Linked DNA regions of Mus musculus: regions 2 and 3 are each linked to region 1. The links are chromatin loops, found by intact Hi-C in ENCODE. Cell type or tissue: heart. All regions are shown on one strand. Links, peaks and the distances in the headings refer to the core of each region. The heading gives the core; the rest is flanking DNA.

The links. A loop is a pair of places that touch in the nucleus more often than their neighbours do. Peaks named below come from ENCODE experiments on the same cell type or tissue, not always from the same donor. Only the 100,000 strongest peaks of a DNase experiment are listed, where the experiment ranks them.
Region 2: a loop joins it to region 1, with 6 times the contacts of the local background. A loop is called at or near these places in 15 of 42 quality-filtered maps.
Region 3: it touches region 1 in a loop (2.3-fold over the local background); 9 of 42 quality-filtered maps call a loop at or near these places.

The regions. Positions count from the first base shown.
Region 1 is chr8:47,867,923-47,878,098 of GRCm38, forward strand. It overlaps Wwc2 (WW, C2 and coiled-coil domain containing 2), which reads right to left. Exons shown (of 23, transcript NM_133791.5): 9 at 7,307-7,549; 10 at 1,857-1,946; 11 at 250-869. Among named protein-coding and RNA genes, the nearest start is that of Cldn22, 49 kb to the left of the region's middle. In heart, for the core only: a CTCF peak has its summit at 4,612 (motif pointing right); no DNase peak of the experiment used is centred there; H3K27ac peaks cover 538 bases.
Region 2 is chr8:47,946,722-47,956,897 of GRCm38, forward strand. The region is part of intron 1 of Wwc2 (WW, C2 and coiled-coil domain containing 2); the gene reads right to left. Gm39173 (a long non-coding RNA gene) reads right to left here and starts at 2,890. Exons shown (of 3, transcript XR_870421.3): 1 at 1-2,890. In heart, for the core only: a CTCF peak has its summit at 4,858 (motif pointing left); a DNase peak (open chromatin) is centred at 4,890; H3K4me3 peaks cover 327 bases; H3K27ac peaks cover 1,138 bases.
Region 3 is chr8:47,927,842-47,938,017 of GRCm38, forward strand. All of the region lies in intron 1 of Wwc2 (WW, C2 and coiled-coil domain containing 2), which reads right to left. Among named protein-coding and RNA genes, the nearest start is that of Gm39173, 17 kb to the right of the region's middle. In heart, for the core only: CTCF peaks have their summits at 1,161 and 4,329; a DNase peak (open chromatin) is centred at 4,370; H3K4me3 peaks cover 867 bases; H3K27ac peaks cover 4,425 bases.

The DNA of each region.
Region 1 (10,176 bases), core at 1,337-9,336:
GTAGACAGGATGCCTAGCATGTGCAAGGCCCTGGGTTTGACACCCCAGTACCACTGAGCTAAATATATCCCCCTATCTGGAAAAGCAATTTATATTTGACAAAGGAAAAAAAGTCCAAGTATAGAATAAATACTCCTTAAAGGACACCGGGGAGAAAGAGGACCGTATACTTTCTTTATATGAAGAAGAGCAGTGCAATCCTTCCTAAAATGGCTTGGGGGTGGTGGCAAAGCGAGGGTCTGCACTTACCTGTTGCGCCCTCACACAGCAGCTCCCCAGGGCAATCGCTCAGGCCTTTATCCTCAAGGAGAGGTTGGGATGCTCCTCCCGAGTCTGAATCCAGCAAGGCCTGGTTTTCACCAAGGCCAACGTCAGCAAAGCGGCGACTCAGCTCGCAGTCCTCAAAGTCGGTAGGGAACTGGTGTGGAGAGGTGTCATGGGAGGACCCTGGAAATACGCTGTCCAGGACAAGAGGAGAGCCGGGAGGCGACAAGGAGGAGAGAGAGGACCTGGAGGACAGGGATGCCACTGACTTGGAGGCCTCCGTCAGTGGGGTTGTGTGGCTGCTGGCTGTCACTCCCACCCCACAGAGCCCACTCTGGCCGGGCTGGCTGGGGGACTTGACCACCTCATTTTCGTGGATGGTGGTGATGGGTCCGGAAGGAATGTAGCCACCCTTCTCTTGAAGAAGGAAGTCCAGTTTATACTGATAGTCTGTGTCCATCTGGTCGCCCTGGCTGCTGTAATAGAGTTCACTGGAACTGAGGGAGTTGAGTGACCCCCTGCTGGAGGTGTTCAGAGAGCCCCGACTGGAGGCCAGGGACCCTAGACTGCTCCCAGATGACATGGACAGTGTGCTGGAGGAGAGGCTGGAAACAGGAGAACAACACACTGTAAACTCTGCGTTCCACAACAAACACAGCTACAGGCCCCGGTGGCTCCCACAGCCCAGGCAGAGGACGTCTCTACTGGAACACAGACTTCCCTACCCACTCACTACTGTCACCAACCTGGCTCTCCACATACACCTCATCAATCACAGCTACCAGGAGTGGTGGCGCACGCCTTTAATCCTAGAACTTCAGAGGCAGACAGATATCTGAGTTCAAGGATAGCCTAGTCCACATAGCCAGCTCTAGGATAGCTACACAGAGAGTCTCTGTCTCAAAAATACATACATACATTAACTAGTCTTTTAAAAATTTAATGATCCAAGCGGGTAAAGCGGTGTACACCTTTAATCCCAACACTCAGGATTCAGAACCAGGTGGACCTCTGAGGTCAAGTTCAGCCTGGTCTACATATCCAGTTCAGGCCGAGCCAAGGCTTCACAGTAAGATTATCGTTCCCACTACCAATGATGCACCTTTTGCAAAATTTAAATTTAAAAAAAAAATCAAATGCCTTGCAGAGTCATCCACAGCCACTTCATACTTCATACAGGGCAGCTTCTGTCGCTAAGGAGAAAGGCTTCCTATGAAGGCCACCGAGCCCCAGCTCACCAGGAATGCCAGGGTGACATGCTAAGCCGTGCCAGAAAGTCACATCAGCGATTTCACAGGGACCTTCCAGCTCGTCGGTAACAGGTGGGATAACGGCTGTGATAAGGTATTTTCTCAAGTCTTGAGTGACAGATAAAGTCAACCCTCTTTCTGTGGGGTATTTCAAAATGCATCCTAAATATAAACAAGGATTTTGGAGGGGAAAATGTACTTCTGCATTTGGTACTTCAGACATTAATTGAGTGAGGGTAACTGACTTGTTCACTTTTAAGCAGCTAAAAACCAACTAAAGAGGACCAGGCCGTGCCTGGACGCTGTGGGAAACAGTTCCCTTGAAGAACATAGCTAGCTTACCTTTGAAGTTGCGAGTACAAGGAAGTAGTTAACTTAGTAGTTTCTTCAAGTTTCTGTAGCAGCTCTTTTCTTTTCTCTTCCAATTTCAATCTAGGGGAAAAAAAGAGAAACAACAGAAGACATTAATTTTCAAATGAAAGTGTAAAAACCCAAATTAACAACAGAAAACCTGATTATCCCAGAATCACGTGTAAGAAGGGAGCACTGGCTGGTTTTGTGTGTCACTTGACACAGCTGGAGTTATCACAGAGAAAGGAGCTTCAGCTGGGGAAATGCCCCATTGAGATCCAGCTGTAAGGCATTTTCTCAATTAGTGATCAAGGGGGAAAGGCCCCTTGTGGGTGGTGCCATCTTTGGGCTGGTAGTCTTGGGTTCTATAAGAGAGCAGGCTGAGCAAGCCAGGGGAGGCAAGCCAGTAAAGAACATCTCCCCATGGCCTCTGCATCAGCTCCTGCTTCCTGACCTGCTTGAGTTCCAGTCCTAACTTCCTTGGTGATGAACAGCAGTATGGAAGTGTAAGCCGAATAAACCCTTTCCTCCCCAACTTGCTTCTTGGTCATGATGCTTTGTCCAGGAATATAAATTCTGACTAAGACAAAGGGGATGTCTGTTTGACCTTGGTAAAGAGAAAACAGAATAACCAAGAGAGAAGGAACCAAACAAGGTTACAGCCATGATAAATAAACTAACTGGGGGTTACGTCCAGTCCCAGAGCTTGGAAAACTCAGTCTTGGAGAAATGGCAAAGGGGTTACAGCAGCGGCACCAAGCCCAGCAAAAGCCCAGCAAAGACTGCAGGATCTTACGGGACTGCAGGCTGACTTGTCACCTAGAAACCATTGGGCAGCAATTTGGAAATGCAAAAGGCCACCTTAGGTACTGAATTCATTGAGTGCTGCTATAAAATAGCGCCTACAGTGCTCAGTTCCTGGGACTTTTAGCTGACAGAGGCCGTTCCACAGGGCGCTCTGGGCCCAATCCTGTCTTATCTCTTGGAGCACATTACCGTACAGGTAGAGCACTGTACAATTTTATCTCGAAACAAACTCATTTCAAAAGAGGTCAGGCATCGAAAGAAAATGCACAAGTTGAATCAGCGGGGACTTGAGACTTCATCCAAGGAAGGCAGTGCCTTGATCCTGCTCTGGGATACCCAGCTTGTGAGCCCAGGACCCTCTGGCAAGCTGCTGGCTAGAGGGGCTCGCCTTCCCTCCTGCGTGTACCTGACAAAAGGTAAAGGGATCAAAGGGACTAAGGCATGGGACAGTGCTCTACAGGCCACAGAACAATCACACTAGCTCACAGCCCTGCAAGGTCGGGCTATACACAATTAGGTTTGGAGAAAAAAAATAAAACCTACCCAATTTCATCTTATTTATAGGTACCTATTCCTTTGATTGTCTACAACACAACTTCTATTATATCTTACAATTAAAAAGTAATTCTTAACCCTGTCTCGAAAAAAACAAAAAAAAAGTAATTTTTGCCATTTTCTGTAACACTGTTGTGATCAATTCTTTCACAATTGCATTTTAAAGAACAGCTACTTTTTGAAATCTCTTAGACAAATCTATTCAATCAGGAAGAAAAATTAATGCAAAGAAGAACTGAGTCAGAAGACATGATGGTCTGGAGGAAGCCCCAAACACTGCCAATATATATATATATATATATATATATCCTACATATCAGATTTCTTAATGCACAGGGCTTTTCTCCCGTTCTCCAGGCCGTGATCTTGCTCAGCAGCTCCTGTGTCAGCTCCTGTAGGCTGCTCTCAGCTACCAGGCTGGGCTTTGGGCTCATGTGAGTGAGTGAGGGGGGGGGGGGGTGAGTGTCTGTGTGTGTGGTATGTAGGCCAGAGGTTGATGTTGATGTCTGGTATCCTTGGAGATCATTTTCTACCGTATTCATTTTCACTGTTTTATGTGGATGGCTGTTTTGTCTCTGTGTAGGTTTGTGTACCACATGCATGCATAGCCTGCAGAGGACAGAAGAGGGTCCTCTTCCTCTACATAAACTTCTTGCTGGAGTCACTAGAGGGACGATAGAGGAACCCTAAAAAGCCACAGAAACTTAGTAGGGCAGCAGTTTCTGCCCTTCATGTCGTCATCAAGCTTCTCCGCCGAGGGCACCTGGGCTGCAGGTCTTCTTCAGACTCTGAAGTGTCCTTCCTCCCAGGGGACTATGACTGCAGTCCTCTTTCTGCACTCGGCTGTCTGAGCTCCTTACCAGCCCTGTCCTTCTGGTGTCTTCATCCAGAAAGGGACTTTTCACTCCTGCCCCTAAAAGAGCCTCCCCTACACACCCTGTTTCTCTTCCTTGCCCTGGGCGGCCTATCAGGCCATCACCTCTTCCTGCCTCTACTTTAGCACCAGAGGGAGATGGGCACTGCCTCCCGTGAACTCACAACTCTGCACCTGGGAAAGCATCCGAGCCAACGACCCAGTAAGACTAGTCTCTTTTCCATTCAAAAATTAAATTAAATAAATGGCACTCACACACATCCCTGCCCACTTGTTTTAAATAATCTTCAGATGCCTTAGCAACATTTAAGTAATCCAGGCACATCGGACGATTCTAGGTAAGCACCTGGAATTTGTGGGAAGCAGCAAAAATCTGTCAGCAGCAGGAAACCACAGCTTAAGGAATGCTGTGGGCGAGCTTACATACAGGAAACTGAAAGGGAGAACAGTTCTCCCTTGCCCCATGCGCTCCCACAATGAATCTGGCTTGTGCAGATGCTCTTAATCGCCACTAGAGGGCGATCTCAGCCACAGCCGCCGGGTGTACACTGCAGGTGTTACACTGGCCACAGAAATCAGGATCAGGATACACAGGATGGCTGAGAACTGAGTTTAGTGTCTTGAGAGCTCAGTTTGAACCACCCCTACTCCTGAAATAATGAAGAAGCCACAACAGAATGGAAAACAGGAAAGCTTAAGGCAAGGCAGCAAGGAGCGTTCTTTGGTGGCCACATGGGCAGCAGGAAGAAACGGAGGGTCTGGTGTTGCCGATGTACTTGATGATGACGCTATGTGAACTCTCCTTTCAGGGTGTTCCTGGACACCACCTGCCCGCTCCGACACTGAGGAGGTGTAGCTCAGAGACGAGGTCTCTGAATCAGGTTCAAGGACAGGTTGGGGACAAGCAGCAATAGAGTAAGTGTGTAGAGTGGTACAGAGCAATGACACCAGGGCACAGAGTGTGAGCTCAGCCAGAGTAGCAACAGCAGCATTAGCAGCTAGAGCCAAGCCCTGTGGTGCTGCATCTGCCTGGGAGTGAAGGGCCTGCCTGCTCCAGTGCTTGCTGTAGCAGGAGGCTCTGATCTTTAGGATACGAGGGGAGGAGCCATGAGAAAAACCAAACAAGCAAAATCAGAGATCCACTCTGTGGCACAGAGATGGGGATCTGTCCTTGACCACAGGTACTGAAAGGACATTTGTATGTACTTATTTACTTAGTGTGGAAGTGGCTTGCCATCCAAAGGACCCAAAGTCTGCACAGTACACAAATGATAAACACATCTCTTTCGGGCACTGTTCAGTCTACAGCAGACACACTGTGCAGCTAACTACGCTGCCTATTGCCCACATGGCACAAACCCCATGGCTGCTTCTCACTAAATATTATCATTATTTTATGTAAGGGCTATGTAGCGTCTGCTTCTGAGGAGTCCCAACCTGACACTAGAGATGTGACAGTCACTATGTAGAAGCCACTGAGGAGCAAACCATCCCCAGTACAAGCGTCAAGCATGCTGCCACGCCTGTAAAGGCTGCTAAGATGAGCTCTCCCCGCACACAGCCAAGGAGGAGCAGAGGGCTTTCCGGGCTCACCTGCTACAGAGGACAGCAGAGAGACAGCCTTGCATGGAAGATGTGCACGGCTACTCTAGAGTCTCCACGGCCTTAGCTCTATAACCAAAGACTCAACAAGCCCGGATCAAGGTGCTCAGGGAAGACCCTGGGTTTGTGCTGATCACGTGACCTTTAGCATCACAGAACGGCAGCGTTTCTTGAGCACGTGCACTGTGTTGGGAATCCTATGCAATCTAGAAAGTAGTCATGCTTCTGAGAGGACACATGCACCTTTTGTTAACACTACACAGTCTATTCGGAGCAGTTATGACTGTGTATCAGGGAGGGTCCTGGAACCAGCCCTTGGGACATCAAGGGGACAAGGCATGGCATTGAGTAAGTGTTGAGCAGTGTAAATGCACCAGCCTCTTACACAGCGAGCTCACCAACGCTGCCCGCTTCCTTCCACCCACTGATGAATCTCCAAACGAAAACCAGAGTGTTCTTCCTTTTGTGCCTGTTGGTGCTTGCTACCCCGACCATCCTCACACCTTAAGCTAAAACTCTGATCAGCACTAGGCAGAGAAAGCAGAGGAGGGGGGCGGGGACAACAGTGAGAACTCAGCTGAACAGGTGCAGTTGTCAGAGGATTTGCTCTGGGGACCTGCTTGTGCTCCCTAAAACCAGGATGCTGCAGCCAAACCGTGTCTCCATCAACATGACTCCCCAAATGGCGAAACTCAAATTGTTCACCCAATCAGTTATGGCAGCTTTTTGCTCCCCACCCCACTGTCAAAATGTTTTGACGTTTAAATCTAGGTATTTATTGAGAAATGGAAATTAAAAGTAAAGAGGCCAAGAATTCAGAAAGGTTCTGGGTGGATGTTTGAACGTATCTCCAGGTCTCTTGAGACACATGTGGGTTTGCTCTGGGGCAGACACTGCTCCTCCCGAGCCATCTGTGACGAGCACTGATCTGAAGGGCCAGTTTGTCACCAAACAGGCACCCTGGCATAGCGGCAGCAGTGTGGGCTCAGGGCTCTGCCACAGGTATAAGGGACTCCAGAGTCCTGCCCATCTGCCGGCGGGACTGGATAGTTTAGAATAAGTAACTCTTACACCTTCCCTCAGAAAGATAAAAAAAACTGCTCATAATGATTACCTCTGCCTCAGAAGCAGGCTTCAACTGACAAGCCACGTGCAAGAGACATCTTGTGACTGATTAAGATATCAAAGAGAGCACGCAGTCTTTTCCTTTCCTTGTGAAATTAAAAGCAATAAACATTTGACTTCTTGTGAGTGTAGAAAGAGATCAGGAAGGCTCACTTCTGCAACAGTCTAGGTCGACATCATCAGAAAGCAGCAGTTTATGGCTATTGTTATCAGACTCGCTCAATGGTGCACCGCATTCCTGATTTTATGTCAACATTCCTTAGGTATTCGACATCTGTCACGAGCTTTTCACATTCCAAACAGACACAGAGGAACCAATACTTGGGGCATAGGAGGGTGTGCTTCACTGCTCTAAAGACATTTCTCTTGCGTGAGTCTACTAACAACAAAAGCTATTTAGAGTCCCAAACCTGGGGGTCTGTCACCAGTAAGGCACAACCACAGGTCTAAGTCACCCTGTTCCCAGAAGAAAACAAACCTCTCGGTTAGAGCCCTGCTGGGTGAGCCCCGGGCGGCCATCAGCTCTTCCTCCAGGTGCTGGCGCTCGGCTTCCAGGCGCTCCAGCTCCTCCTGCGAGCGCTTCTGCGGGGTGATAAACTGCAACTCCTTCAGAAGTTCTTCTTTCTCATTAATCAGCATCAACTTCTCCTTCTCGATGTCCAGGGCCCCAGGCCAGGCCTCACCATCCAACTTTGACAGTTCAATTTTCAAGTTAGCCATGCTAAAGGACAGAGAAGACACAAGCATTCAGGAATCCCACGAAGGGAGACGCCAAGCCTAGGCTTGTCTGGATGCAACGGCAATCTATGGATTCCCCCGAGATGCGGTGTGTGTAACAGGCACACACTCCACATCAGATGAACAGACACATCTAAAGCAGAGGGCACCAGGTGGGCATTCCTGGTGTGTGGAGTGATGGGAGGGTACCCACAAGCTCCCACAGAGAAGTACACTGAATGCTAGGGTGCCCCAAAAATGCTACTGAAAATCAGTTTTCTTCCCGAGAAACCGCACTTCCCAGAGAAGTGGGTGGACACTGGAGTATTAGGAGATCACAGAAGGAAGACATGATAGGGTGGAGCCTCGGTCAACTCATATTAAAGCAAAATCAGTTCATTAAGGATCCACATCCCCAAGGCTAATGGTGTCTCCCAGCCTCCCTTTCCTCAGGCCTCACCCTGGGAAATCTCCCTCCACGGGGCCCGGTAATCACTAACTACAGAATAATCTCTCCCGTCTCGGGGTCTATGGCTTCTGACCTATGCTCCCCTGTACTGGTTGTTTGGCTTCATGGACCTTAACCAGTGACTCAAAGGTGGCTGGTGTGGCAGCCACAGAGTGGAGAGGAATGGACGGAGGAAGACGAGGGAAAGTGCCACAGCAGAGCGTCCGGTGCCACAGTTCTGCCGGCTCCCAGCTTCCCTGTGTCTAGAATACAGTCGTGGACGGCCAAGGTTATGGAACTCCCAGCTCAGCACAAGCTCTGGAATGGACGGCTCACCCTGCAGCAATGTGAAGCCATCAGGACTTCCCACAAGATGGAAGCTGGAGGCTCCTTGGCCAGAAGGGGCAAGATCCAGATGGCCTATGGCCACGGCTGGTACCGACACTGACATCAGAGTCCTACATAAACCACAGATGGTTGCTTGGGCTACTGGGCAGCATATATCACATATGAAAAAGAGAAAGGGGATTTGTTCTTCCTATTTTGAAGAAACTATACAGAAAAGGAAGAACTATTATGGAAAACACCTGGAGACAAGGCTGTGTGGTAGGGCCGCACCGTGTGCCATCGGTCAGTCTCTTCCTGTGGGTTTTAAAGACAACAAAGCTGTCCTAGATGGTACATGGCAAGTGTGTGCGTCTCTCCCCCTACTGTCTGCTTACGACAGATATAGTAGCATCAGCTATTCTTCAGCCTTAACCACGAAACCATAAACAACTGTCTCAACGCACTGGAAAATTAATCATCAAATTGCTAAATGAGCATGATATTATTAGCTTCATTGAGCATCTAAAACAAAAGCTGCAGGAGAACTCGGGCTCAGGGAAGAGCAGCTCAGAGCCTCCCTTGTTAACAACCTAGGAGGGAATGCGTTCTCAACACAGCAAAAATCCCTTGTGGGTTCCCTTCTGCTCAGCATCACCAGTAACCCTTAAACCAATTCCAAATAACACCAGTGCAGCCAAGTGGCAGAGAAGTAATGACCTAAGGTTAGATGTAATCAAAGCAGCCATTTGAGCTGGGAGTGACAGCACAGCAGAGGGAGAAAGGTGTCACTTACTCAAGGGCATACGAGTAGGCAGACATTGGACTATAATTTGAAAAGAGTGCACAGATCTGATGGGGAGAGTGTGCAGGGACTTCCAGGACCTAGGAAGGGAAATGTTACCTAAGTTCTGGAGGTAAGGGACTGTGACAGCCAGTTACTCTAGAGATCACTCAAGGTGTCCCAAAGACTTGACCTTGTTGTCTTTGGGACACCTTCAGTTATGGCCATTAGCCTTCAGAAAACCAGGCATAAAGCTTGGGCTTTGTCCATGGCACAACCAAAGATTTCTGGCCACTAGAGGGTTGGACTGCTCACAGCGTGAGCACCTTTGAACATGCCACCCAGGAACAGGAAGAGCAGTCAGGTCACTGGGCCTCCACACCAAACTTCAGCCCTCATAACCTACTGAAGACAGACCCCCCCCCTCCCACACCCCCAACACCAGTTCCATTCCTGGAAAGGAGATAGCCTAATATAAAAACCTTTCCTACCCTCAAGACATTTAAAATCTGTCAGGGGAAGTTTAAAGAGACATTAAAGTTCGCTGAGCTAAATGCTACTCAGAATGACCAAGGGACTTGTTCAAGGCCATGCGGTTAATCATGTGTGGAATGAAGCCTGGGTTTCTGTTCAGTACATTGAAGACCCAAGTACTGTCTGAAACTCTGGCTGACACAGAGGCAAATACCGTAGTAATATTCATCTCACTTTTCGAGAGCCAGATAACCTCTAAGACCTATGGTCAATTGCTTTAAAAGTCCATCGTCTCTAGTGACAAGGGACACGTCTGAACAGGTGATGGTACTTATGGCAGAAGACACAGCACTCCGAGAGGAGAAATGGATTGAGGCCTCACTCTCCTGTGTGTGTGATGATGTAGTAGTTCCTAACGCCTCCCAAGATGAATCCATGTTTAGGCTCTTAGAAGAAGAATAAAATCAATTATATCAGAATGGCCTCCACCTCAGAAACAAGTGGGGTGTGCTATAGTCTGTAATACTCTGAGTATCCACCTGCTTATATTAGGGTCCTGTGGTACCCTAGCAGAGTCAAGGAATTAACCAGACAGGAGCAC
Region 2 (10,176 bases), core at 1,427-9,426, 79 kb after region 1:
TGGGACCAAAAAAAGAGTCCTTTCCAACACTGAACCCCTCCTGGCCAGATCCTCTGCCTATAACACAGATTGCCTTACACTGTGAGGAATCCCAGCGTTCACACTGGTCAGATGTGTGTAGCATCCAACTCTTTCAGAGAGCCTGCCCACCCTTCTCCCACACGGCTGTGGCTGAGACCCCTCTACCCAGCGCACTGCCCACCCTGCATTGGGCCAGGATTAACAAGTCAGGTTCAGCTGCCCCCAGTGAATGCTACCTATGCTATCATTCCAACTATATAAAGCATGCATGTGTATAAACTAGGATCAGAAGGTATACACAAATGTTGTTTTAAATATTTAATATAATTACTTCTAAACTTCGATATTGCTGATCTTGTTGCTTTCAATAACAAATTAAAAAAAAAAGTATTCTGAGACCTGCAGAATGGCAACGCAGGTGAAGTCTAGTGGCCTAAGTTTGACCCCAGGATCAATGTGAAAGGCCGGATGTTTCTGCCTGCGTTTATCAAGACATTAGAATTGCCTAAAATATTCCAAATAATTAACAAGAATATTATGGGGTGGGGGAAAGAACTGCCTAAGAACTTACCAGCCGGGCAGCCTGGAACACACACACACCAGCAGAAACAGGACAGGAAGAAGAAAAGGACAGGAAGAAGAAAAGAAAGTTGCTCTCTGGTCTCCGTCCTTACACTACAACACCTATACTCACACATATCACACACACCCACACACTTTACTGGGGAAGGGGGGCTGTTTGATTCATTTCCAAATAGCTCGAAAATCAGTATTGACAAGAATTTTTTAAAGCCACTTATAATCTCTCATTGTGAGGCAGCTGTGATTTCAAGTGTTTTATAACTAGCATACAACTGAGGAAGAAAGAGGCAAGCACCTTGCTGCAGGACTGCATGGCGCTAAACAGTGCCAAGATTAAGACTCTTCTCTAAACCACTGCACATCATACTCAACTGCACCACACGTCAGAATTAGCTGACCCCCCTCTCTACCTGTGGGGCCCTAAACCACTGACAGTTCGCAGGACGAAGCATCTCACCCGCTGCCATACACTCTTGGCTTTGACTCTTGGCAGACCTTGTCACTTAAGCGAAAGTGCATCTTAGCCTGTACTGTAAAAGAAAGGGGAAGTGCAGAGGGTTTAAAAACCGACATCAGTGAGACAACTCTCATTGCCGACTGCCGAAGATAATCGTGTTTGTTTGGGAGTTATTTTCTAATTACAATTAATAATGGTCCATGTACAATGAGCTTCATTAAACAAATCTTGTCCTGCTACAAACAATTAGTAGGAAAACAACAGAAACCAGAACCCTTATTAGTAAGACAGATCAGGAATAAGTAACGACATCTGGGAGCACGCATCCTTTCTCTCTCTAATTAGTCCTGGCAGTCATGGGCTTAATTATTGCTTTCAGATATTAATCTTAACCTGCATATGAATGACTGAACAATGCTCCAAGATTAGAAATAAATGGCACGCAGTCTTCCTGACCCCACCACATGCATCGCATCTTACGGTCTGTCAATCTTCTTCATGATGCCCTGTGTTTTGTAGCTTTTTTTTTTCAACTGGCGACTGAAATTCTAGAACAGAATACTACACACAATAGCGCGGTTTCCTGGTAAGCACTCACCACTGAGTCCACTCAAATAGTCACATTTCCCCACACTTCTACCTCACATCCTCTCTATAGCCACTTCCTTCCTGTGTCTACATAAACTGCACAGGAAACTGATTCAGACTAATGGAACACTAATAAACCAACTCGCCTACTATTTAAAAGGAATTTATCTTTGTTCCTTTTCAGATATGAGGTCACTCAAACGGGGGAGAAAGTCCTGATGTTGGTTCCAAGGATGTGCAGTGCCTATCAGCTGTCCCCACACCTGAAGGTGTAGGAAAACCTTCTAGCTTCCCTCTTTGCACCCTGAACACCAGTCTTGCCTGCATATTCCCTAGTGCTCAGTATTGCTACTGTGAAATAGCTTAAGCCAGGACCACCAAATGATGTAAAAATCATCACTTAACCCAAAATATATTTTCAATTTCAGTAAAAACTTAAAATGTATTCCGTTTACTAACCTAGAAATAAAATAGCATTAATATTTGCCTAGAAATGCTTGTGTATTATTAAAAATATATAAACCTCCAAGAATGATAGCACCCACTACCCCATAAACAGTTCCCAATTATCCAAATGAAGTTCATCTCTGCTCAGCAGGATGAAGTTACTAAGTGTGATTCATCTCCGGGCAACTCTAATCAATTAGTAATGACTCCCAGAGAACTATCTGTTAGGCAGGATTCTGGGGCAGAGGACAAATAGACCAGAATGCAAGTAGAGAGTGTGGAGCACAGGCTACATGTCTATGCCACCCACGACAGTGTAGTCTGATAGACGTGGTGGCGATGGCTCTCTTCTGACCCCAGATGTCATGCCCAAGTCACCCACTCACTATTAATGAAGTCTTAATTCAACTCAGAGGCTACCAAGTTGGTGTTAATATTAGCTCAATAAGACAGTGTACAGCCAAAATCAGCCTGCTGAAGAATCCCAAAGCAACGACTGTCACCATACTTTACAACTGGCTTTTCTCCTGATGATGACAGTAGGAAGCTCACTGCTCATTCTGGCCTGAATGCTGAATTCTCACGTGCTTTTCTTTATATTGCTCATTCTGGAAGAAAATAACATTTTCTTGGTTTTGACTTTTGGTTTTTGTTGTTGTTTTGTTTGTTTGTTTTTTGTTTGGTTGGTTTTTTGGGGTTTTTTTCGAGACAGGGTTTCTCTGTGTAGCCCTGGCTGTCCTGGAACTCACTCTGTAGACCAGGCTGCCCTCGAACTCAGAAATCCACCTGCCTCTGCCTCCCAAGTGCTGGGATTAAAGGCGTGCGCCACCATGCCTGGCCCTCTTGGTTTTGACTTTATATATAATTTATGGAAGGCAGCTGAACATTTCTGTGTTTTGCCTTCCAGGATACTGAATAGTAAAACCACCCCGCCCACACCCTAGGCCCCTTGGGTAACATTAGCCTGCTGCTGAGTGTTGAGCCAGAACACACACCACAGGGCTCCTCACTGATGCAGGCCAGGAGTGTGCCCAGGGCAAAGGACCCATCCACAGACACGCAGTGCAAACTCCTCAAGTCACCACTTACACACCATTTCAATACTAAAATAAGCACACACGTTTCTTAAAGGGAGACAAAACTGGACGAATCTTTCTTTAGAAGAGTAGGAAGGCGGAGTTTAAAAGAAGCTTGTTCTTAATCTAAAAAAGCCTGTGCACGTGTGTACGCGTACACACATACACACACACCCTTGGGGGCTCTCTATTCTCTGCATTAAGATACTTGGGTGAAAAGGCAGTGCCAGACAACATTGATCCATTCACAGGCACACACACAGGAAGACAAGTCTGCAGGAGGGATGTCCAACAACAAAAAGTGTATTTGGGGCAGCAATTTTTGTTTACTCTAACTACTCAGCTACTCGTGCAGCTGTCAAACAGCAATAGCAAACATTTATTGAGCACTCAGGCACAGGCTTGCGGAGAACATCCTAATAGGGGCCCCATCTGTCCCGTGTCCCTCCCCGATAGATACCCATACCTTCTGCCCACTTGTTTAAATCAGCACCCTTCAACCTACAGGGCCTACCCCAGGCATACGGCCTTTCTGTATCCCCTTCCTGGCATGCCTTGTGCTGTGCCTCAGCCTGCCTGTTGAGAAGGCATCCCCTACTATCATCCACATTGAAGCCAGGCCTCGCTCTAATGAACTGCATACATGTCGTCTCTGAGCCCACCAGCAGTGCTTGTCATGTGGATGAATAATACTTGCTATTTATTTAGAAAGATCTAACATAAAGGCATCACGTATAATTAATAAAGATATCAAAACTGTACCCCCACACGATAAACCCATCACCGTCCACAGAAAGGTGGACTCACAGGTGTCCACAGCACACTGGCATGTGTACAAGTATCAAGGAAAGACCTTGAACAAGATCAACACAAATGCGAACCCAAGGCTTAGTGAAAAATTACATATAAAAACATTGAGCTGCTGAGGCAACTCAGCTGGTAACAGTGCTTGCTGCCAAGCCTGCCAAATCTAGTTGTCAATCCCCAGGGCCCAAAAGGTAGGAGAGAGTCCCTTGGGTGGGCCTGCGACCGCCACATGTCTGATGTAGCACACACGGACACACATATACACAGATAAATGTTTGGAAATTGAAAATGGCCCCTCCCTGAGAGGCACCAAGGAGTTCCTTCCTCCACCATGCACTGTCGCTACGCCATCCCACGAGGCAGCAGGATGTCAGGGCCTGAATTGCACATCCCCTCCTGAACTCTCAAGGTGACTCTGATTACAAACAGGCTCTTTAAGTAGAAATCCAGGCTAAACTAGGGCCTGTGAGGAGTCCCTGGCCAAGCAGAACAAGGTCCTTATAAAAAAGAAACAGCCGAGAACCACTGCCCTTCACACAGAGGGCAGTACTGTCACAGTGGTGGAAACAGACTATCACAATACTTACCACTTCTGTGTGAGTCTAAATCTTCCTTCAAATAACGATGAAAGCTCTTCCTGCCTTTCTTGGCCTGCACCCCTTAGCTACAGTCTCCCACAAAGTGGCCTTCTCCAGTTCTTAAAGAATGAGCCAGGAAGAGAACAAACCCTGCAGGAACGACCTGAAAAGATCCCAGTCCTACATTAGCAATCCTGACTCTGTGGGTCTTCGGCAAGGCACAGAGCATCCACTCTTAGCAACCTAGATGAGTCTAAGGCAGGGTGGACCCTCAGCTGTGTACCCCTGAGCAACTCTGCCCCCTACAGGTCACTCTTGGATTGAGCATCTATGTGCACTGGGGGTGCAGGACACACAAATGTGTGAATGTCTCTCTGTGTGTACTCTTGGCATAACAAACTCTCCCAGCAGGAGAGGCAGGGTCGGGGTCATTCCAGGCTCAGAAGCAAATTTAACAGTCTCAGTGGCTAAAAATGGCAATGTTCCCATCTTCGTCCCCACAGTGGCCCCTCCGCCTGTACACGGGACTGGTTCTGTCATCATTCAGGAGCTTCAGCTGATGGAGACAGGAAATAAGCAAGTAGAAATGAGTCTGGCCTATCGGTAAGCAGTTGGTATTTACTAAGAGGAAAGGTACACAGCTGACAGCAGGAGAGAGCTCGGGAGCTCAGCCTTGTCCACCGTAGGGATGGAACTTAACTAAAGGAAGGGAGCAAAACCATCACAACTCAGCCCCTAAAACCAAGAGTCCCTGCGTGGCCCTCGTACACCTCCTCCAGCTGACTCCATCAGACCCCCACACAACTGAGGTGAACCCCAAATACAGTAATCAGCTGTGCTCCCCACCCCATGTCAGCTCTTAGAATACACGGAACACAAGGTACCAGAGTCAACTCATGCCACCAGTCACTACTGTAGTGCCTGAAACGGCCCACAGTAGAAATGCATACACAGAGACCATCCCCAACTGCAGGAAAACCTTTGTGAGCTTGCAAGAAAAAAGATTTGGATCAGGAGCTCAGAGCAGAGACAGTAGAAAAGACAGGCAGGGCTTAAAGGAAGGTTTTCACCTAGACAGGGTGTCAGTAAATTAGAGAGTTACAAGTCAACACATTTCCCACACAGGTCCCTTCAGCTTTCCCTGCTGAGGGCTGTGGCACTACCTTGTGCTGCAGCTGAAGAGAAGTCACAGGTAATACTTAAACAATAGGAACTCCTGTGCTCCATTCAAATGTCACTCAAAAAATAAAGGCCTGGGCTGGAGAGATGGCTCAGCGGTTAAGAGCACTGATTGCTCTTCTGAAGGTCCTGAGTTCAAATCCCAGAAACCACATGATCGCTCACAACCATCCGTAATGAGATCTGACGCCCTCTTCTGGTGTGTCTGAAGACATCTACAGTGTACTTACATAAAATAAATAAATAAATAAATAAATCTCTAAAAAAAAAAAAAAAAAAAAAAAGGCGGCCCTGGGTCAGATCTGGTTTACAGACCAGTCTGCTAAGCCCTGAACTAAGCATGAGTTTTCCTAATGAGTCTAGGACTCCACTCAGAGCGTGAGCAAGGTGAGAAGCCTAAAAGCAATCCCTACCACCATATCTGGATGCTGAAGACCAGGCTCTCATTTAAGAACAAACTGGTAGAAAACCTCCCTAGGCTTAGGGGCCAGGCAGGGAAAAGACCATCCCAAACTTAAGCCCCAATAATTAGTACAAATTTTTAATTAGGTCTTATACCTTGATTTTATTTTCAATAGTAAAAAACAAAAACAAAAAACAAACAATAACAACAATAAATAACAAAAACAAAACCCACAACTACAGAATTTGATTCCAAAAATCCTTTCTGAAAGAACAAAAGATGGTCAGACCTGAAAGAATTAAAACAAAATCCCACTGAAAACAAAGAACACAGCAGACACAGTGAGACAAACTTCTAACTCAAAACACAAGGATGGGGCAAGAGGAGCAGAGGTGGTAAAGTGATTGCTGCCTTGCAAGCCTGAGGGCCTGAGTTCAAATCCCAGAGTACATGCGAACAGCCAGGCATAGTGGATGTCCCTGTAATCCCAGAACTGAAGTGCTGGAGACAGGCGGACCCCCGGGGACACTCACCATTCTGCCTAGCCTAGTTAGTGTGTCCCTGGTCCCAGTGACACTTGGTCAAGGGGGAGAGGGGTTCCTGAAGAATGACTCCCAAGGTTGACTTCTCACCGCCACACACAGCGTGCATACCCATATACAGACAGACAGACAGACAGACAGACACACACACACACACACACACACCAAACCCTGACAAGAAGCAAATGTTAAGTACAAAACAATAAAACTCCTGAGTGACAGCTCTGAAACCAGAATCCATCTCAATAATCAATGGCACCTTATAATTAGCCACTTTAATATGAGTGTGTGTGAGTGTGTGTGTGTGTGTGTGTGTGTGTGTGTGTGCATAACCCTTACATCAATGGCTTTTTCTTTTTTGGTTTTTCAAGACAGGGATTCTCTGTGTAGCCCTGGCTGTCCTGGAACTCACTCTGTAGACCAGGCTGGCCTTGAACTCAGAAATCCGCCTGCCTCTGCCTCCCGAGTACTGGGATTAAAGGTGTGCGCCAACACTGCCCAACCATCAATGACATTTTAAATGTGGAAAAATAAGGCACTAGTGAGCTGAAACCTAACAAATACAACAAAAAAATAATAATTCAAGACCAATTCAAGTTCTTCCAAAGAACACAAGGTCAACTAACACTGGAATATGAATTGATATGTTTATTATTACTCAGGCCTCTCTCTTTCTCTTTATACACTCTCTCTCTCTCTCTCTCTCTCTCTCTCTCTCTCTCTCTCTCTCTCTCTCTCTCATGAGTATATCAAAAAGAAGAAAACCTCATGATAAAATTCAGCAACCATTTGTTTTATTTTATTTTACTTTAAACTGTCTCGTGGTGTCCATCAGTGGCAGTCGTGACAGTTTGTTTGATTCTGGAGCAGGGGCCCCTTCCTAGACCAGGGAAGGCTTGGGACGGACACATGTACTGGTGACAGATCAGCTGAATCAACCCTGCCAATAAAGCGGGTGGCAGATGTCGGGGTGGATCAGCATCATCACATCCACAAGATGACTTCCTGGACCTGGTAGTGATGCCCACAAATACCTGTGTAGGCTGACAGCACGCCCTGTGGGATTTGGACCAAACAAAGGCGCTCATTATTTCTAGCTCAGTCCAACCCTGTATTCCAGCTCTGAGCTAGAACTGTACGGCAATGAAAAGAAGTAAAAGAACTAAAGGAAAGCAAGAAAGAACAGAGAATCATTATTCATAAATGGTATTAATGTCCTCACAAAAATAATCCAGGGGCTCTCTCTACCCAATGTCAAGATTTCTAATAAAGCTGAAATACTAAAGAAAACGTGACATTGGTAAAAGACTGAATTAAACAGACTAAAGGAAATGTAACAACAACAACAAAGGCAGATACACACGCACACACACACCCACACACAGATGAACATGTGTAGAAACGGTGTTGAAGCCCATCACTCCTCCCAGTGACAAGGCTAGGCATTCCAGTACGTGGCACTGAAACCAGAGCCACAGAACAGGAAAAGAAACTCACCAGAATGCAACACCCCAAAACTAAGTCCTGAAGAGTTACTGACCCAAATGTGAAAGATCAATCCTCAAATCTGTGCAAAGAGAATACAAAACACAAGATTCTTGAGCAAGAAAAAAGAAAGAGACCAATCATGAATTAGAGGTTGGATAAGTCTGACTGCACTTAAGACCAAAACACCAGCACCTCAGGGCTGGCAGGGTGGCTCAGTAGTTTAAAGGGCTCTCTGCTCACTGAGGAGGGCCTTAGTTCAAGTCCCAGCACCCACATGGTGGACCAAAACCTTCCACAGCTCTAAGTCTAAGGGACCCAACACCCCCCTCTGACCTCTGGTCACCAGGCGCACACATAGTAAACAGATATACCTGTATGCAGGTAAAACACACATAAATAATAAAATCTTAAAATTAAAAAAATAATTCTAAAAACCAAAATGTAACTCCATAAAGATGGGAAACAAAGAAGAGGGAGGGAGGGAGGGAGGGAGGGAGGGAGGGAGGGAGGGAGGGAAGGAGGGAGGGAAGAAGGGAGGGAAGAAGGGAGGGAAGAAGGGAGGATAGAAAGGCCAGAAACACTGGGCAGTGGTGGCACATGGGCAGTGGTGGCACACACTTTTAATCCCAGCACTTAGGTGGCAGAGGCTGGCGGATTTCTGAGTTCGAGGCCAACCTGGTCTACAAAGTGAGTTCCAGGACAGCCAGGGATACACAGAGAAACCCTGTCTTGAAAAAAAAACAAAAACCAAAACAAAAACAAAACAAAGAACAAAAACAAAACAAACAAACAAACAAAAAGCCCAGAAACTAGAAGATACTTGGAGCATAAAGAATTTACATGGGAAATTTCTAAAGTGTATAAGGAACTTTTAAGAATCAGTAAAAGTCTGGCAATAATGGAATAAGCAAACAAAACCCCACCCAGGAACTGCAAGGGAAAGGACCAAATGGCTACAAACAAGATCAGGCTCAGCCCCATTCTCAGAAGAATCTCTGCCTCTAAGTAGTTAAGTTTGCTGAAATGGAAGGTTTTAAGTGAATCAGGCATTGGTGGCATATCTGAGCACTCTTTTTACAATGTGAGGCCATAAATACTTTCTCTCCATTTTTTATAATTCTGTGTTTTGAGCTTGTCGTCACCTTGTCTTAATTTCTGTACATGTTGTCAACGTGTCTTTCTTCAACTGTCCCCACAGTTCAGCTCTCAGTCTGCCCACGCCACACTCCGCAGTTGTGTGGTCCAAACTCATAAGCATCCATGAGCGTCTTCTGTTTGTATGGACACATGGCTTCCTGGAGACTCCTGACTGCTACAGCTTCTCAAACAAACACCGAGTCATGGCTGGAGAGTCCGACCCGCAGCCTTCACCCTTCCTTCAGAAAACTGGTTTCTCTGTCCCAGCTCATTGACGCTTGCTTCGCACAAACATTTTAGAGTCAGCGTGTCCCTATGTACAAGAACTCCTGCAGCTGTCGGGAGGTTTGTTTGGGGATGTTTGAAGTACGGGAGCAAACCCAGGCCTCTCACAAGCTAGAAAAGTGTCCCCCTCTGGGCTGCGCCCACAGCCCTGTGCTGGCATTTTCACTGGAGTTGAAGCAAATGGCTTTTGGGGAAAAAATGACCTTTTTGGAAGGTGTTACCTTTTCCCTATTAAGATGTACAAGGACTAGCATGATGCCTTTCACGAGGTTGAGAATCCATTCAAGAAAAGTTGCTCGATCCAGCTTAATGAACTCCATGGCCTTTGCGTGCCTGAGGAGGCACCGCCCCACACGTTCAGCCCATACTCTGGAGGAGATTGGGGCAGTTTCAAAGTGCAAACCCTAGCCCAATTTTGAGGGTAGTTCCAGTGGATCTCTTGGTTACCCATCTTGCCTTCAGACAGCCAATGAGGGACAAGGTAATGAGTGACATTTTAAGGAGCTTATTATTCCAGCTCACAATGATAGTGTCCTGTCTGTCTGTCTGTCTGTCTGTACATATGAGGCAAAGGCTCCAGTATCCC
Region 3 (10,176 bases), core at 646-8,645, 59 kb after region 1:
TAAGTCTAGTTACACATGACGAATGCAACTGACTAGAGGAAAAGGTGGCACGTATGGGGACCCACCATGGGGAGTCTGTACAAGACCTTGAAGCACTCCGGGCTCTGTTCCTTAGCTGGGTCTCCACTGGTGTTCTTTACCAGCACAGCCACTGAGAGTAAATACGAGGAAAAGGAAATGGATCTATAGACCCATCAGGGCCCTGCTCATGGCACTGCTGCTTGCTCCTGCCTACGGGGTCACTGATAAGCATTAGAAAGGGATTAAAGATTTGTGAGGTGAACTCTTTTCTCCTTGGCTTATCAGAAAAGGATGTAAGAAAAGAAATATGGAGAAAATGTATGATCATGAGTTACTTTCTATTGCAACCTCAGTTCTCTGTACCCACACTGGTGACCATGGGCTTAGAGCAGCACTAGACAGGGGACATGGCTCAGATGATAAAGGCTATTTAGGTCACCACACCCAGAACCCACATGGGAGGAGGACAGAATTGACTACAAGTTGTCCTCTGACCTCCACAGGTGCAGTCCCACCACACACACACACATACACACACACACACATACAAATCATACACACACAATCACAAACATTTGTCCACACATCACACACACACATACACACATATCATACACAATCACAAACATTTGCTCACACATCACACACACATACACAGCCCACAAACACAGTCACAGTCAACAGATACATATAACTTTAAGACATCCTCCAAAACAAAACAAAACAAAATTTACAGATGGTTGTGAGGTTAAATAAAACTCACAATTTACTTTGCCTGCAAACATTTAATTATCTTCTTTTGTTCTTTGCCCTTTGTTTATTTTGGTTTTTGCTTTTAAGGACCATAGCAGGGAACAGCAGAAGCTGTCAGGCAGTCTTTACCAGAGGAAGCTGAGTATAACTGCCCTGGCCAGAGGCCGATCCTGCTGCCACTTTTTGGCAATGCACAAATACCCAGTTCCTCTACAGAAACCCAGAGTGCCGGCTCCCCCATTAGCAACTCCGGGGTCCTTCTGCAGCGATGCTCGATGCGGGGAGAGAGCTACTCCATTAAAGATGATGAAAGCAAGTTTCCTCTGCCAGGACACCAAGGTGTAGGATGCAGGCCTCTGCCCTGTGACGGTTGTCCTGCACACAGGCGGCCTCTGGCGGACACCGTCCACAGTGGATGGTGTTTTCACAGCGGCACCCGCATGCACATTTTAGAAACAAGTTATGTTTTGTTGCATCTCCTTATGACACCATAAGAAAATTATTCAAGTAATGAGGTAGCTATGAGGAGAGGAAGGGGGGGGGGTAATTTAGTTAACACAAAGCAATCCTTACTGTTAAGTCACACCACAGTGTTAGAATTCTAAACAAATCAACATTTGTCTTCTCTACATTTTCCGACTGCCATCAAGGTAGCCCTGGGCATGCACCAAGGTATTCCTGCATTGCTGCCATCCGAAACCCAAGTCTCAGCTAGCCATGCACCGAAACTCTACAGGAAGTACTCTACAAATCTGTCCTCCTTTGAGAAAAGAACAGTATTTTCAGACTAAATCAGTGATTTCTCTTTTACCTATCTGAAGACTCCCTATTTGTTAAAAGGGAAGTTGTCTTCAAAAGTAAGGAAATCTACTGGCCTGGGTCCACACCGATAGGCACCTTCCATACACAAAGCCCACCCAACGATCCTGCCTACAAGAAAGGTTCCTGGGCTGGGCCATTATCCATCATGCTACAATTTAATAATTCTAAGGTTGCTTTTAATATGGTTGGCAAAAATTACTGACACAGTGTTCTACAAATACCAACATCAGGGAAGAAAGAAAACCCGCTAGTTCCAACAAGGTATTTAACTTTCATTAACAGCAGGAAAGAACGAGAAAAGGTGACAAAGAATGAGAGTGTCCCACGATTCCACAGCGTAGGAGCAAGACACCCACAGTGTGGAGCCCGGACACCAACCACTGAACAGCCACAGAGTCCACGAAAGCCCAGTCCACTCTCCTAACGGAGGCGCCAGCGCCAGCATCCTCTCTCCTTCCAATGCCCATCTTCTGCCCGGTTCTCCTTTTCAGCGTGTTTGTCCTTTAAGATTTCATCTTTAAAATTAACTTAAGTGCCTTCCTCGTCTCTGGGATGACACCAATTAGAGACATTTTATAAGCTTGGAAAATCTTTTTCCCATTCAAATATTTTCACTGTGTTTGCATTTCTCGGTTTGTTCAGTCCACAGACGTTCTACTGGTTTTTCATCTTTGTATGCCAGGCACCTAGCAAGATGTGAGGTGCTTGACAGACAGACCTGAAGGGAAAACAACAAGTGGACACGTGATTTCCAGCCAGCTGTTTCCACCTGACAGTGCTACAGGACCACCTACGACCACAGCAAACCTAACTCACACAGACTGCAACCCGTGATGCCCCCTCCAAAGTTCCATCCCTCACCTCCATCTGTCCCCACACACAATCTGATCTTAGAAAACGGCAGCAGCAGCAGGAACTCAGACACTCAGGCCGGGATGCTTCCTCCTCCAACAGCCAGTTACTGAGTCCATCAAAGCCCTATAGGCTGACTCTCTGGAATCAAAGCCACTGGCGTGTCTGCTCCGGAACTGCGACCAAGGTTTAGTCCCTCTGTGCTCCCTTCTCCACACAGCAGCTGTGGTCTCTTGAACACAGTTTTTTAGATCTTGTTCTGCAAAATGTCAACAGGAACCAGGGACGGTGTCCCACGCCTTGACTCCCAGCACTCGGGAGGCAGAAGCAGGCAGAGCTCCGGGAGTTTGAGGCTAGCATGGTTTACAGAGTGAGTTCCAGAACAGCCAGGACTACATAGTCAACAAAACAAACAAACAAACAAACAAACAAACAAACCAAAATACTGCAATGTTACCAGGAAATTACAAGACTGCACCTTCTTTGTTAAACACTGCATCATTGTAGCAGATACTCAGTTCCCACGCTCTTCTCTTCAGAAGTACCTTCTACAACAAGTAGCTGTCTCTCTAGACCTTCCCTGGAGCCTGTGTTGTACATCAGCAACACACTGGGGTTGACCTTTCACTTGTCATATTACTTCCTTCACCGTGAGATCACAGACTGGACTTTGCAGTACAGCCTGGTGCTGATGGGAATTTTAATCATCCTCAAACAACGCCGTATCAAGTAGCCTTGGATAAGCTCTAGGTTAGATACGGACTGGTATGTTGTCCGATGTAGGTTTATAAAGGTGAACTCAGAAGGGTGGCACCTGTCACACAGCTACACACACGCATAAACTGTGTGGGTGAGTGATGGGAACAAGGTGCTGGACCGGAGAAAGTTTTGGGTTGCCATGGCCGTGAAGCTTTTCAGGAAGGAGTGCTGAGATATATCAGATATCTAGCTAGTTAGTGAAGCATGATCATTCACTGACAGGACGTCACCTAACTGGTCCCCATGGAACTGCAGTCAGTGCTCTTCCTGCATCCCGCAGATACCTCTCATTTCATATAGGCACCCAGCACTGAAGGCCACGAAGGCATCACAGCAGATTCCCAGACAATTAAGTCCAGTCTGACTCTTCCAAAGGAAGCTTTGAGAAGGTAAACGAGTCCGGCAGCTTCTACACACCTGCAGCTGCTCACGCTGGAGGGAAAGCACAGCCAGAAGCAGGCGTGCTGTGTGTGCAGGCTTGCTGTGTGTGCAGGCATACTGCCTGTACAGGCGTACTGTGTGTGCAGGCGTATTGTGCCAGGGTGTGGGCACGTAGGGAAGGGACATCTGCATCCATAAACATTGCTGGGTTTCTTAGGAACACTGGCTAAAGGCTTTTTAATTTAGATATAATTCAATTACAGCCAGATTCTACAGAATGTCTACACAGATATTTTATATAAGATGAGGGAACTTTCTTATTTACTTTCCCTAAATCCTGATGAATGCCAGAAAAAAAGGGCAAAAAAAAAAAAATTCAGACTTTTATTTAAATTTCTGATTGAAATATTTTTAAAATCTGCATTTAAGTTATCGACATTAGAATCCAATTTGATGTCTTTGTAGTATATGTAATATTTGGCCAAGGCAGACTGGAGGTTCCGCAACACGTTTTAGTGACAGACTGGCCATGTGATGGTTTGCATGAGTGCTTCTGGACTTGCATCTTCAGTTGACTTGCTATATAAGCAAGGGGTCACTAGAGTTTACCAGCTGTTTATTTCCTTAGCAGTGTGGACCAATGCGAGTGTGCTGTCTGTCACAGACCCCTCCGTGCTTGACTCGCTGATGCCATTTTCCCTCTGCACAGTCCCTTCTCCCGCAGGGTTGGGAAGACAAACAAAAGGTGGCGCTCCTCCTTCAGCACTCAGTGTGTCTGACTCTGTGGACCACATCTGTACTGATGACGCCCATCCGTCACACAGAGTCACTCCCACAATACCACTAGCCTTTGCTATTGTACTACAGCACCGAGCGCTGGCCCTGAGAACAACATGCACACAGATGGAAAGAATCACGGGTTTTTCTAAAGCTCCTAGATTGGAATTTCAAGACTCAAATATCAGAAAAGTGAGCAATGCTGCTAAGCAGCCTAAGGAATGGCATTGACATGCTACAAATCCATTCCATACTGCACGCGTGCTTTGCTAGGTAAACATATGGCTGGATTTCTCCACTGTGGTGTTTCCTCCTCCTCGCTAGCCTGTGTTTTCTTCTGGCATAGCACCAGATCCGCCAAGCACTAAAAGTTAGACATATGGAATGTGAGGAATGTCTGATAACTTCAGAGATCAGCCCTTAGTCATAAACAAAAATGCATGCCCTTTGAGCTTAGCCTCAGACTCCATTTGAGGCAAACAAAAGCCATGAGGCTGAGTGCAGGCACAGGGGACAAGGTGACACGCAAGGTGACATGGGCTGGGCTGGGCCAGGCGAGCTCTAGATAGAGCTGCTCACAGAAACACCGTCCCTTTATTCTAAAAGCTGATGAGCCACGCAGACCAGAGCCTCGCTGAGGCTTAGAGCAGTAAGTAGCACAGGAGTTAGGAAAGACCACTATCATCAGTGAACAATAAAAGATGTTCTGTCCCTGCCGGCTTTCACCAACCCCTCCTTATCAGGGACATATCTTTAGTAATTTAGCCGATTCTATAGGAACAAGTATGTTCAAAATTAGATAGAACCAAAACTCAAAACAACATAAAATAAATGACTTAAGGATTTGCTCTATTCCGATGAATTAGGAATGTCAAACTGAGTATTTATCTCAACTGAATTATTTTCCCTTGAGACAGGGTTTCTCTGTATAGTAGCTTTGGAACAGCTGTTCTAGAACTCACTCTATAGACCAGTTCGAAGCTCCTCGAACTCACAGAGATCTGCCTGGCTCTGCCTCCCAAGTGCTGGAACTAAAGGTATTCGCCACTACACCTGGCTCAATTGAACTATGAAGGGAAATAAACTTCTGAAAGGAAACAAACATGGTGGCTCACAACTGTCACTAACTCTAGTCCCAGGGGACCAGGTGACCTCTTCTAGCCTGAGGGCACTGCATACACAAGGTACACTGATGTAAAGTTAGGCAAACAATCACACACAAAAAATAAAAATAAACAAAAACTTAAAAAAAAACCATAAATGCAAAGGAATAAAGGAGGGGTCATAGACAAGAGCACCTTAATTAGGGGTAACAGAGAAATGGTAGAGAGGTGACTTAGCAAACCAGAAAAATGGGGAAACCAAGTCACCAAAGAAAAAGCCCAGAAGCAGATCAAATCGCACTGCAAGAGCCTGAAATGGGCTTCCAGCTTCCAAGACTTCACTGTAGCCTGCGCCTGGGAAGCCAGTTAGGAAACAGCGCACCAGAGCTGGCAGGGAGGGAAGAATCAATTCTCTGCAGAGGCTCAACCAGAGGCGCTGGAGACTTGCAGGCCAGCATCTGGTGCAGCTTACAGAAAAGGTGCCTTGTCAGAAACAAAAAAAATGGAGGCAATGTGAACTCACTGAGAGCAAGCTTCCCCAGTTCCCTTGCAGGTCGTTTCGGAGAAGCCCAGGCACTGGGCTGACATTTGTCGGGCTGGGGACGGATTGAGTTGTACCATGGAATGCTAACTAAGGGCCAAGAGGAAAGGCGGGCTGCTGAGGGTGCCCCAGTGATACACAGGCTGTGCCTGAGTACTGCTGCACACTCCCTAGTGCACAGCTTGCACACAGTCCTTTGTGTCTCCTCCTTTAATATCACTAAAAGCTGTGTGTGTCATGAAGGCCAGGCCCTGCTGCAGCAAAACCCTCCACATCTCATATCCTCCTCCCTCAAGCCAAGCCCAGCATTGTCGAAGCTGCCTCTCCAGACAGTGAGCCTCCGCGTGGCTCAGCATCCCTGACTGCACCTTAGATGTCCACACCTCCAACCGGAACAAGCATCAGAAACGGGAGGGACGGGGACACGCATACCATTTCTGCTCTTAATCACTAGCCAAAGTAAATTACTGGGAAGAAAGGTCATTAGTCCCTGGATCTGACTAGAAAAAAAGAGCAGAATGGCTGAGATTAGCTACCCCATTTTCAGACTACACAATTATATACGAAGCCCCCAAAGCCCCCACCAAAAGGCGCTTGGAACTAATACACAAATTTAGCAAAGCAGCCATATTAAAAATATGTAGTTTTTATTCAGGCCATGATGGACTTCCTGAGAATGGAATTAAGAACATTTCATCACAGCCTCAACAACTACCACCATCTAGGAATAAGTCTAACCAACAAGCTGAAAGACACCACCAATAACAAATTACCAGATACAAAACCCTGACGAAAGGAAGTGAGGGAACTAGAAAATGGAAAGGCGTGTCATGCTCATGGATTGGCAGAATTGATAGATACTGTGAAATGGAAATGTTACTGAAAGTAATCTATAGATTCAATGCAATCCCCATCAAAATACCAATGACATTCCTCACAGAAATAGGAAAACAATCACCCTAAAATTCATATAAAAACACGAAAGACTCAAGTCCAAGCAATCCTGCTGAAAAAAATTCTATAAATAGCAAAAAAGGAAATCTCCAATGTCTGACCTCCACACAGCTATGCATCCCCCACCCCCCCACCCCACCCCCACACACAGGAAAAAAAATGTTTTGTTTTTTTTCTTAAATCCTAACACTGGGAAATCAATCCCTGAATGTAATTTGAAAACACAGATAAACACTAAGAGACCATCCGCTGTCGTGTGGTTCACCCTGTGGAGAGGAATCTGAGGAGGAACGGTAGGGGAACCTTGGGTGGAACCCACTGTGCACTCGCTCATTCAACATGTACAACTGACTAGCAGGAAGTTGTAAAATCTTTCTTTAAAAATAATTCCCCAACTTTAATTTTGAAAGCCATAAAACTTCCTGTTGTCTCTATTTACTGATCACAAACTCATCCCTAGAGCAAGCTCAGATGAAGTTTTAAAGTTAAAATTTTCCTAGATATAAATATATGCAAAGTAATATGCAAAACTGTGAACCATAAGGATATTAACACAGTTAGTATAAAGCACACTCCAGCAAGCTTCAGGTCGATAGTGGCATAAATGGCACACCTTGCTCTCCTATGCTTTTGCGTGTTTCCATCTTTGTGTGTGTGTGTGTGTGTGTAGTGTGTGCAAATGTGGGGAGAGATGGCATGAGAAAGAACACAGGTCTCACTCACCGACTTACTATTTGGCTTTACCCAGTCACTCTCTGCCTCATTTTCTTGACACAGAGTCTCTCACTGAGCCTGGAGCTTGGGGTTTCCCCACTGTGTGTGGCCAGTGACCCGCCTCTCTGGGATGACAGGTGTGCGTGGCCACAGCCATCTTTACACAAGTGCTGGGGCTGAAACAGAGATCCCAAAGCACTCAGATCCACTGGGCCATCCCCCGGGCCTGGCTTGGTCTGGTTTGGTTTGGCTTGGCTTGGTTTTACAACAGGGTCTCACTGCGTGCCCAGCCTCCAACAGGCAAGCACCACTGCCCCTGTTCAGCCTTTTTCTAGATGCTTTCTGCATTCAGCATCCTATTAAGAGAGCCATGACCTCCACACTCAGGTACAGCCCATGAAGATGAAGCAGAAACATGTCCAAACTGCTTCTGACACAGGCAGTTGTTGGTACTAAGAACCTTGAAGGCAGCAGAGAAGAAACGATTGGTGGCTGGTGGGGAAAATGTCCATGTCACTGCATTTGAAATGGCTGACCCAGTAAACTCTCAGCAGGCACTTTCCCTTATTTTAGCAGATGACTCCTTCAGAATGCCATTCTACAGTAGTCTGTGATGAACAGGTCTCTGTCTCGTTACCCACTGGGCTGTCAGTACACAGCAGAAGCAGCCATGAAATAGCAAGAACGTCCCTGTCTAGTGCAGCCACAGGCCTCACCCTTAGCACCCTCCCTCCATCAGCCCTGACAACAGTCCACAGATGCCCAAGGCTGGTCTCCTCTCCAGCCCTGCCCACCACAGGATGTAGGCTGCTGAGTGCTCTCTGCACTCTGAGCCTCCTGGAGGCTGGGCTGGCCTGGAAGGTGGTCCCCCGTTGAGTCGTGGAGTCGGTAGGTACAGATCTTCATCCTCGAGCTGTTTTACAGCCAGATGACAGACAGATTGGGGGTGTTTTCTAGAAGGAACCTGACCAGGGCACAGCAACCATTCATCGAATGCCTTTGCAGTTTTAGGCTAATGAGCATTTGGAACGTTCGTCCTCTTGGCATTATTTCAGCTTCAGCTTTATGTTCAATTGGCCCAACAACCCTACTATTCTCTAAATCATTGGAGACTGTTTTCCAAAGAAAACAACCATCCTTTAATTACCCTGCTCTGAAGTGCACGTTAGTGTCCAGGAGAAAGCGTTGGCTTTATAGGAACTTGACAAGTTAGGCAAATGTCTCCAGTCTGTCACATTAAGTAATGTGGGATTGGGCTTTTAAAAGTGCTGCTGAGACAGGACAAAATTTAACTTTTTTTTTTTTTTTGGATAATGTAGTCGTTAAAGAGGTAGCTGGCTGCTTTAGGAGGGGAAGGTTTGACACTTTGTCTGATGCTGCTTCACGTGGTCTCGGGTCCCTAACGCTCCCTGCTTTTTTTTTTTTAGCATGAACACCGTATCATGTGAACAGGTTAAGGATGTAAAAGTCCTGATTCCATCACTGGGATCCATGGTCCATCTAAGCTGTGTCTCTCCAATGGCCACCTAAGAAATAATGGTAATATCCTGTCCATAAAAGCATAAAAACACCTAGATTATACTTGTGGAGTCTTCCTCAACCCTTAGAACTATTATAGAAACATATTTAAGGAAGTGTAGCCATGGTAAAATGAACCCCTCACTTGCTAATTTATCTGCTTGTACACAATTGCTCATTTTGCTACATTCATTATTTCCATTTGTAACATAGAGAATCTCTCCTTCAGGTCACAGACTGATTTCATACCTAAAGGTGGTTTTTTATCTTGAAAACGTTTAGCACATGCCAAGGTGTAAAAGCGTTTACCGTGTGTGAGAGTGACATCTTCCGCCTCTGCTCTCCAGTTTTCTACTTAATGACTTCTACCTCCCAGCATGCACTGGGGCACTTAGGGCACACAGTAGGAATCTTACCCAACAAGCTCCCTTCGTGCCTGCTGTCCTCTGAATCTATCTGCATCATCCTTTAAGTAGAACAGGTAACTTCATGGCAGCAAAGCCAAGACACAGAGACACTAACTGGACCAGGTACAAAGTGAATACCAGAGTCCCCAAGATACAACTCTGCAGAAGTCAAAGGAGGGTCCAACCCCATCTCTGAAGCTCCCCGAGTTCTGCCACTTAACGATGTCGACTATCAGCCTTGTTAAGTCTGTGAAACAATAGAATTAGATTCAAATGCCCAAGGTTAATTCATGCTCGAAAACTTAATGATTTCTCAGGTTCGCTTCAGGTTGTAATAATTTATGTTGTATTTTCTCACTGACTTAAATGGAACTCTAAATGACTCTTAATTAGCAGTAGGCTCTAACAATTTTGTTTTAAACCTCAGTGCCCCAAAAGAGCCCTTTAGAATTATCTGACGAGAAATACATGGGTCTTTTAAAAATCACTTTAAACCATATATATCACTCATGGCCAACTAGATAAACTGTGAGATGTCTCATGTGACATTCAGGACTCTCACACTCCGACTTCA